2 separate regions of the Homo sapiens genome follow, and region 2 is linked to region 1. Evidence: chromatin contacts called from ENCODE Hi-C or POLR2A ChIA-PET data. All regions are on one chromosome and are shown on one strand. Each heading gives the region's core, a stretch centred on a gene start or an enhancer-like site at or near the end of the contact. The rest is flanking DNA. Distances are from core to core; before and after follow the strand shown.

What was found. Hi-C counts contacts between places; a loop is a spot of excess contacts on that map. ChIA-PET counts read pairs that join two places held with the same protein, here RNA polymerase II (POLR2A). Pooled maps may share reads with other maps.
Region 2: a loop to region 1 is called in a pooled map, with 2.2 times the contacts of the local background. The contact joins two enhancer-like sites. A Hi-C loop is called at or near these places in 1 of 168 maps with a recorded cell type or tissue (head of caudate nucleus) and 4 of 50 pooled maps. POLR2A ChIA-PET finds 5 or more read pairs at or near these places in 1 of 52 experiments (OCI-LY7).

The regions. Positions count from the first base shown.
Region 1 is chr15:84,953,892-84,957,494 of GRCh38, reverse strand. It overlaps a transcript of SLC28A1 not described here. Among named protein-coding and RNA genes, the nearest start is that of PDE8A, 26 kb to the left of the region's middle. Within about 2 kb of position 1,979, at least 3 of the 41 ENCODE cell types and tissues checked have a DNase peak (open chromatin) inside an H3K27ac peak, as active enhancers do.
Region 2 is chr15:85,098,895-85,102,497 of GRCh38, reverse strand. PDE8A (phosphodiesterase 8A) reads right to left here. Exons shown (of 22, transcript NM_002605.3): 10 at 2,432-2,483; 11 at 2,300-2,342. Among named protein-coding and RNA genes, the nearest start is that of PDE8A, 120 kb to the right of the region's middle. Within about 2 kb of position 1,702, at least 4 of the 41 ENCODE cell types and tissues checked have a DNase peak (open chromatin) inside an H3K27ac peak, as active enhancers do.

The sequences.
Region 1 (3,603 bases), core at 730-3,229:
AGGAGTTTGAGACCAGCCTGGCCAATGTGGCAAAATGCTGTCTTTACTAAAAATACAAAAATTAGCTGGGCGTGGTGGCGTTCGCCTGTACTCCCAGCCACTCAGGAGGCTGAGGCACAAGAATCGCTTGAACCCAGGAGGCAGAGGTTGCAGTGAGTGGAGACTGCGCCACTGCACTCCAGTCTGGGCAACAGAGTGAGACTCTGTCTCAAAAAACAAAACAAAACAAAACAAACAAACAAAAAACTACGTGCAAAAGAATGGAGTTGGGGAATGACTTCTCGGGTGATGACAATATTCTTAAATAGATTCTGGTGATGGGCTGTACAACTAAATATACTAAAAACCATTGAATTTTACACTATAGGGTAATTTTATAGTATATCATTATATGTCAATAAAGTTGTTTAAAAATTAAAAATAATTTTCTTAACAAATTTGGGAAGAAATAATGACAGTTAAAAAGAAATCTAAGCAACAAAAACAAAAAAACAAGGTATATGGATTTGAAAATGCATAAATTTTTCACATTTTAACATTTCTGATATGGAGATGCATCCTACAAACAATGGAGTGTCACAGTTTAGTTGGGAGTGTTCTTTCTTAGTGGTACATAAAAAATGGCACATCTTACTGTCTTAAATTAGAAGAATTATGGTGATATGTTCAGAAGGAACAAGATGTGCAAGAGGCCAGGTGCAGTAGCTCACGTCTGTAATCCCAGCACTTTGGGAGGCCATGGCAGGAAAATTGCTTGAGCTCAGAAGTTTGAAATCAGCCTTAGCAACACAGGAAGACCTTATCTCTATTAAAAAAAAAAAAAAAAAAGTAAAAATTAGTCAGGTGTGGTGGTGTGCGCCTGTAGTCCCAGCTACTCAGGAGGCTGAGGTGGGAGGATCTCTTGAGCCTGGGAGGTTGAGGCTGCAGTGAGCCATGATTGTGCCACTGCACTCCAGCCTGGGTGACAAAGTGAGACCCTGTCGAAAGAAAAAGGAAAGAGAAACAAAGAAAGAAAGAAAGAAAGAAGGAAAGAAAGAAAGAAAGAAAGAAAGGAAGGAAGGAAGAGAAAGAAGGAAGGAAGGAAGGAAGGGAGAGAGAAAAATGCGCAAGATAGGAAATGTAATGATAATATGCTCCATGGCTCACCAATGCACAAGTCTTATAGCCATAATCAGACAGAAACACATTAATGGAATACAGCTTTTTCTGAAAGTTGTATATTACCATGTTGGGAGGAGAAAGGGAGGACAAATGGAATATGGGGTGGTATGAAAGAGTTAATGCTTCATCTTCTGTAATGGGGAGTAAAAAGGCACTATCTAAAATCACTAATTTGAGAAAATAGCAGTATGGATGCATTACTTAGAAATATGGATGTAAGTAACAGAAATGACTGAAAGAGTTTGAAGGGGAGAAGTCAGGGATGGGGAGGGAATTACCGAAATGTTTTCCTGTTATTGTTGCTGATATAACTATGGTACCATTTGACTTTAAAAATCAAGTATCTGTTGTACTTTGATTTGAATGGAAGGGAAAAAGGAAATGTGGAGAGGGAAGGAGGAAGTTGGGGGTTCGCTGTGGATCCTATCCCTTGATCAGGAAGGCTGGGGTCAATGCCCCTACCTCAGGTCCAATGGGAGGGAAAATTGAGCCGCACCTAGGGGGCTGCATTACACAGAGAGTGACTCCTCCTGTCCACAACCCTGATAGGAGTGCAGTGGGATGGTAGAGCCTGCCAGGAGAATATGTTTTCAGATTCTATCCTCCTTCAGAGGCACCGACCTCCCCCACAAAAGGGAGAGGCTCCCAGCAGCAGCCAAAACGAAGCCCTCCTGGGGCTCTGTGCTCTGCAGCCTCGCAGCCAGGGATCCCAGCTGGGGTGGGGTCAGCCACAGTCCCGCTGAACCAAAGAAACCCAGTCTTCCACTGCTCCGTGAGGAACTGCTGTGGAGGCAGCCACCAATGCATCCACCCCACCTGGTGGAAGAAGGGAGACTGCAGCGCGAGTGTTCCAAGAGCTTCTGTATTGGGAAAAATCATGACTTTGCTACTTTACTGATGCAAAGCGTTCCTCAGTTTCATCTTCTTGTATTCCAGATGCTTCACGGTCAGACATCTTTGATTGCTGTTCTGAGGCTCTTCCAGTTATCTGTTGCTATGGAATAAACATCCCAAACCCGTTGCATAAAACCACTACCATCCATTATGCTCTCGGATTCACTGTCTCAGGAATTTAGATGGGCACCAAAGGGGATGGCTTGTCTCAGTTCCATGATGTCTGAGGCCTCAGTGGGGAAGATTCGAATGGCTGTGGGCTGGAACCACCCAGAGGCTTTTTCGCTCGTGTCTGGCACTTGGGCTATGATGACTTGCAGGCTGGGCTCAGCTGGGACAGTTGACCTGGTGCCTACATGTTACTCCTCCAGATGACTTGGGTTCCTCACAGCGTGGCAGCCACAGAGCAGGGAGAACTCTTTCTTTGTGGTGGGTCAGAGTGCTAAGAGTGAGTGTCCCAGCGAACAAGACCAAAACTGCCTGGGCTTTCATGACCCAGCCTCAGAAGTCACATGGCATCATTCCTACCATGCCGTCTTTCTCAAAGCAGTCACAAGCCTGCCCAGATTAACAGGGAGAGGACATAGATCTGACTGCTTCATGGGAGGAGTGTTAGAAAATTTGCAGCCATGTCATAAAAATACCACAATGACTCAGTATTATTAATTAAAATAAAAATAATGTAAAGTATTTTACACATATCATATACCTGTTTACTAGGCAGATCAATGAGGAAGCCAACGTGCTACAATGGTTAAGTATCTGGCATTAAAACCAAACAGAACTGGGTTCAAAACCTGGCTCAGCCGCTGAACTGTGTGCCCTTGAGCAAACCACTTCACTTCTCCACGTCTCAGTTGCCTTGTTGGTAAAATGGGGATAATAATATCTACCTCACATAGTTTGTTTGTTTTTAAGGATTACACGGACAGCATATGCAAATAACTTGTCTCACAATAAGCATTCAGAAAACGTTAGTCCCTTTTTCCCTAAATTATTTCAAGCGCTACATTTCCATTATTTCTATTATCTCAGATTTTTGAAGATATGCTATCATTTGAAATCTTTATAGATAAATGGAAAGAATGGTTGCTTTCATCAGGAAACAACACCCCCGATCTCGTGGGAAACTGCTCCTCCTTCCCTTTCTGTTCAAATAGGAGCTGCCAGCTTCTACCTCCCTGGTCACAGTGATTGCTTCAGGGGTGGGCAGAAGAGCCAGGCCACACTGATCACCCTATCCCATTTTCTAGGCCTCAACAATGGGTCTGGAGGAGGGCACACGTCCCTGACAGATCAATCACATTCTTGGAGGTTTGCTTTCTTTGCCACAACTAGCTATCAGGAAAACAAGCTAATATATGAACCCATGATTTTCTGATGGCCATGGTCCAGTCTTATGGAGAAATCCAATTCAGTAGAAGGAGGTCACAGTGCAGGAAGACACAAACACAACAAAAGCAGGAACTCAGCGGTAGGCAGAGCCCTAGAGTCATGAAGTCCCCAGGCCCAGCTGCCTGCAGCTACACCCTCATCCCTCCTGGTGCC
Region 2 (3,603 bases), core at 453-2,952, 150 kb before region 1:
TGTGAACTTGTGGTGTAGGACTCTCCATAACAGGCCCACACATGCTGCTTTCTACTCTGACTCCTCCAGCCCCTGCAATCTGGCTTCTGCCCTCGCCATTCTCCTGAAACTGCATGTCTGCAGGTCACACACGAGCTCTTGAATGCAAAGCACAAGTTTTTATCCATCTCTGGCTCCATATCCCCCTCCCTCCCTATGTGTGCTTCAGCCCTGACCAGTCTTGATGCTTCCCGTTCTCCCCGCCTTCAGCTTCAGCAACGCTCTCCAGACTCCCTCGTCCCTCTAACCCCTCTTTTCCTGCTTCTGTTTCCTCCTTCTCTGGAGGTGGGTGGTCTCTAGGAATCCACCTCACCCCTCCTCTCCTTTTCTTGCTGTTCTCTTCCACTGTAATCTCAAAGTTTCCATTCCCCTTTACCATCCCTGGTTTCCATCACTTCCACATCTGTGCTACTTGCTAATGCTTGGCTGGCCAGAAACATTTTCATCTCTAGACCTAACCTCTTTGCAGAACACAGAAGCCAGCACTCAGCAGGTACTCAACAGAAATCTGTAGAATAAATGGGCAAAGGGGTGAACAAACAAACCCACCTGACTGCCCACCAGGACCTCACAGGTAGAGCTCTCCACATTCATCCTCCCCAGCCCTACTGCTACTGCCTGAATCTCCAGGCTCAGAAACAACCTTTTCAAGGACTTTCTTGCTTTTCTCTCTCTAGTCCCACACCATCATCACATCTGGTCTCTCTTCTCTCTTCCTACTGTCATCACCTTATTATTCCCTGGCCATTGTTTTCTTTCCTCTCGACCATGGCAATGCTGGTATTCTTCTCTCTGGTGTCTCCTTCCATGTAATCTTACATACATGCTCTAAGAGCTTCTCAAAGCTCAGATGTCATCACGCTGCTCCCTGACTCACAAATCCTCAGACTCCCACTGTCCACAGATGAAAATGGAAACTTCCCACCTAGCATTTAAGGATTCTTATTGACCCAAATACCTCTTTCCCCATTGACCTTTTATACAAGTCAAAATTTAGTACTTGCTTTTTCTGGAACATGCCCTGTACTTTCCCCCTTCTATGCCTGTTTTTATTGCTGGAATGCTTTCCCGCTCACATTTCTTTTCTATTCAAATCCACCTCTCCCTGTCTAGAAGACTACCCACTGCCCTTTCTCATTCCTGGGGATCACTTCTTATCACTTGCTGTGTTCCTTTGTGTCAATGTGTCTCTCTTTTCAGACTAAATCTCTGATTGCTCCTGGGGCACCCATAAAAACTGTGCTTCAGAGCCCTAGTGTCAGTCCTCCTGGATTCAGGTGCTAGCTCTGCCACTTCCTAAATGGAGATCCTTGGGCAGATTACTTAAACTTTCAGTTTCCTTACCTGTAAAGAGAATTTCACCTAAAAATGCTTACCTCCTTGAGTTATTCTAAGGCTTCATTAAAATAAGCTGTACCTAAAGCACTTAGGACAGGTATCTTGTACACATTAAGTGCTCACAAAAATATGTAGTAAGTGTTTCTAGAATGAAAGAATGAACTGTTCTGGTAAGGCAGAAAGCATGTCACCAACAGCATGAAGGGAAGTCTTCTCCTTAGAGGCTCTTACAGACCACATGGGCAAGCAGAGCACACTACTCAGGCAAGGCAGGGTGGCACGCCAAGTGTCTACACAGACACTTGACGGAGCACCTCCTGCCTGAAGCTGGAGTGGCGCTTCACCATCCCAGCCCAGCCCCTTCATCTGTGAGGGCCAGAACAGGAAGTGGCTTGCTGAAGTCATGACACGTTTGAAGGAAACAGGTGACTCCAAACCAGGGAAATGCATTTGCAGTAAGAAAGCTATGGGGAAGAACAGATGGTGTCCAAGGCATGGTTAAGAAACATAGAGGTGAGGCAAGTGCGAGGGGCCTGGCTACCTCCCTGCAGGCTGGCAGTGGTAAGTGTCAGGACAGATGAAGACATCCCTGTTAAAGGACTGTGGGATAAACACTCAACCCTCTTAAAGTATAAATCAGGTTATAAAACCACACTTCACATGAGTTCATGCATTTCAGTTGACCATTTCTTTCCCTCGCAGGCTCAGAGACCCGCCCCAGGGCACCCATCAGAATGCTCACAAGCGCTCAAGTCCTCTGTACAAGTGACTCATAAGCCAGCCTGGGGAGTCAAGGAGAGAAATGTTGCCACAGTCTGAGGAAAATCCCACCATTACACCAGGCAAGCTAGTTAAAGATCTGTTTTTATTTTTTTTCTCCAAAAACTCAATGAACTCTAAGAATAAATACGGGGCACCGTACCTGTATGAGTGTCAGACTGAACACATTCGGATATTTTCTCAGCCTAAAAGTGAATTTTAAAAGCCATTAGTTCTGATTGCTGAAAATCTTGCTGGGGTGTTCCTGGGGCCCCGGGGGGCTCTCCTTACGTACCTTATTGTTGCCATTGCACACTCTGATAATGGACACATAGTGTCTAATTTTTCTGCAAGTAAAAAACAATGCATTATTTCTCTTCTGAGTCTCTAATTTGATGGATATGTCGTTAATTTTTCATTACGAAAATGGCACCTCCCTTTTGCAATACACAAAACGCTCTGAGAACATTTCTTCTCACTGTGACCAAGGCCACCAATAAATAAAGAAGAGATCACAAACATCCTTTGGCGTCTCTGTACAAGTGACTTCAGTAAAAATGACAAAATTCTTCCCAATTAATCATGAGACAATCAAATATACATATTTTTTAAAATGAACTGCATGTTAACCAACTGAGAGCCTTTAGTTCCTTAACATGTTTTTATTTTCACAACCCTTTACATTGATGCTTTTCTTCAAGTTCCAACAAACAATCTGCTCACGGTCACTGGTGGCCACAGCCGCGGGCCACACTGGGAGTTGAGGTTCACACTGAACGTGGTTAGCTAGATGTCTAAAACAAAGCAACGAGGGCTTAGCTCAGAGGCTGCTGACTCTTCTCATTTATTTATTGTTCCTTCAGTTTTTTCACTTTTTCCCCTTGATAATCAAATCCCTATATACTTACCACAAAAAAATTGGAAAGGACATAAAAGGGCAAAGAATCAGAACAGAGAACCCACACAGATCCATCTCCCTGAGGCGATCACCAACTGGCAGCAAAGCCTGGTGACAAAGCACGTGAGCTGTGCAGTCAGTGCTGAGGTCTGCAGCCTGGCTGCGCCTCACGCTGGCAGCTGGACCCCTGGGCTAGAAACCTGACCTCTCTAAGCCTCAGTTTCCTCATCTGTAAAGTGGAGACGATCACAGTCCCAACCTCACAGGGCTGCAGTTAGGATGGAATGAAGTGGCATTTACCACACATTGAGAACTGGCCAGGAAGGGAGGGGCTCAATTAAACAACAGCGGTTACTACAACGGCCACTGCCATACTTTCTCCTGTTCTTTTTTCCTTCTTTTCTTTACATGATTGAGATTAAACACTAGCTATCATTTTACATTTTACTTTTTGCATTTAACATTGTATCATAACCTTTCTCATATTTTATTTTTTTTTTTCCTTTTGAGACAGTGTCTTACTTTGTTGCCCAGGCTGGAGTACAGTGGCATGATCATAGCTCACTGCA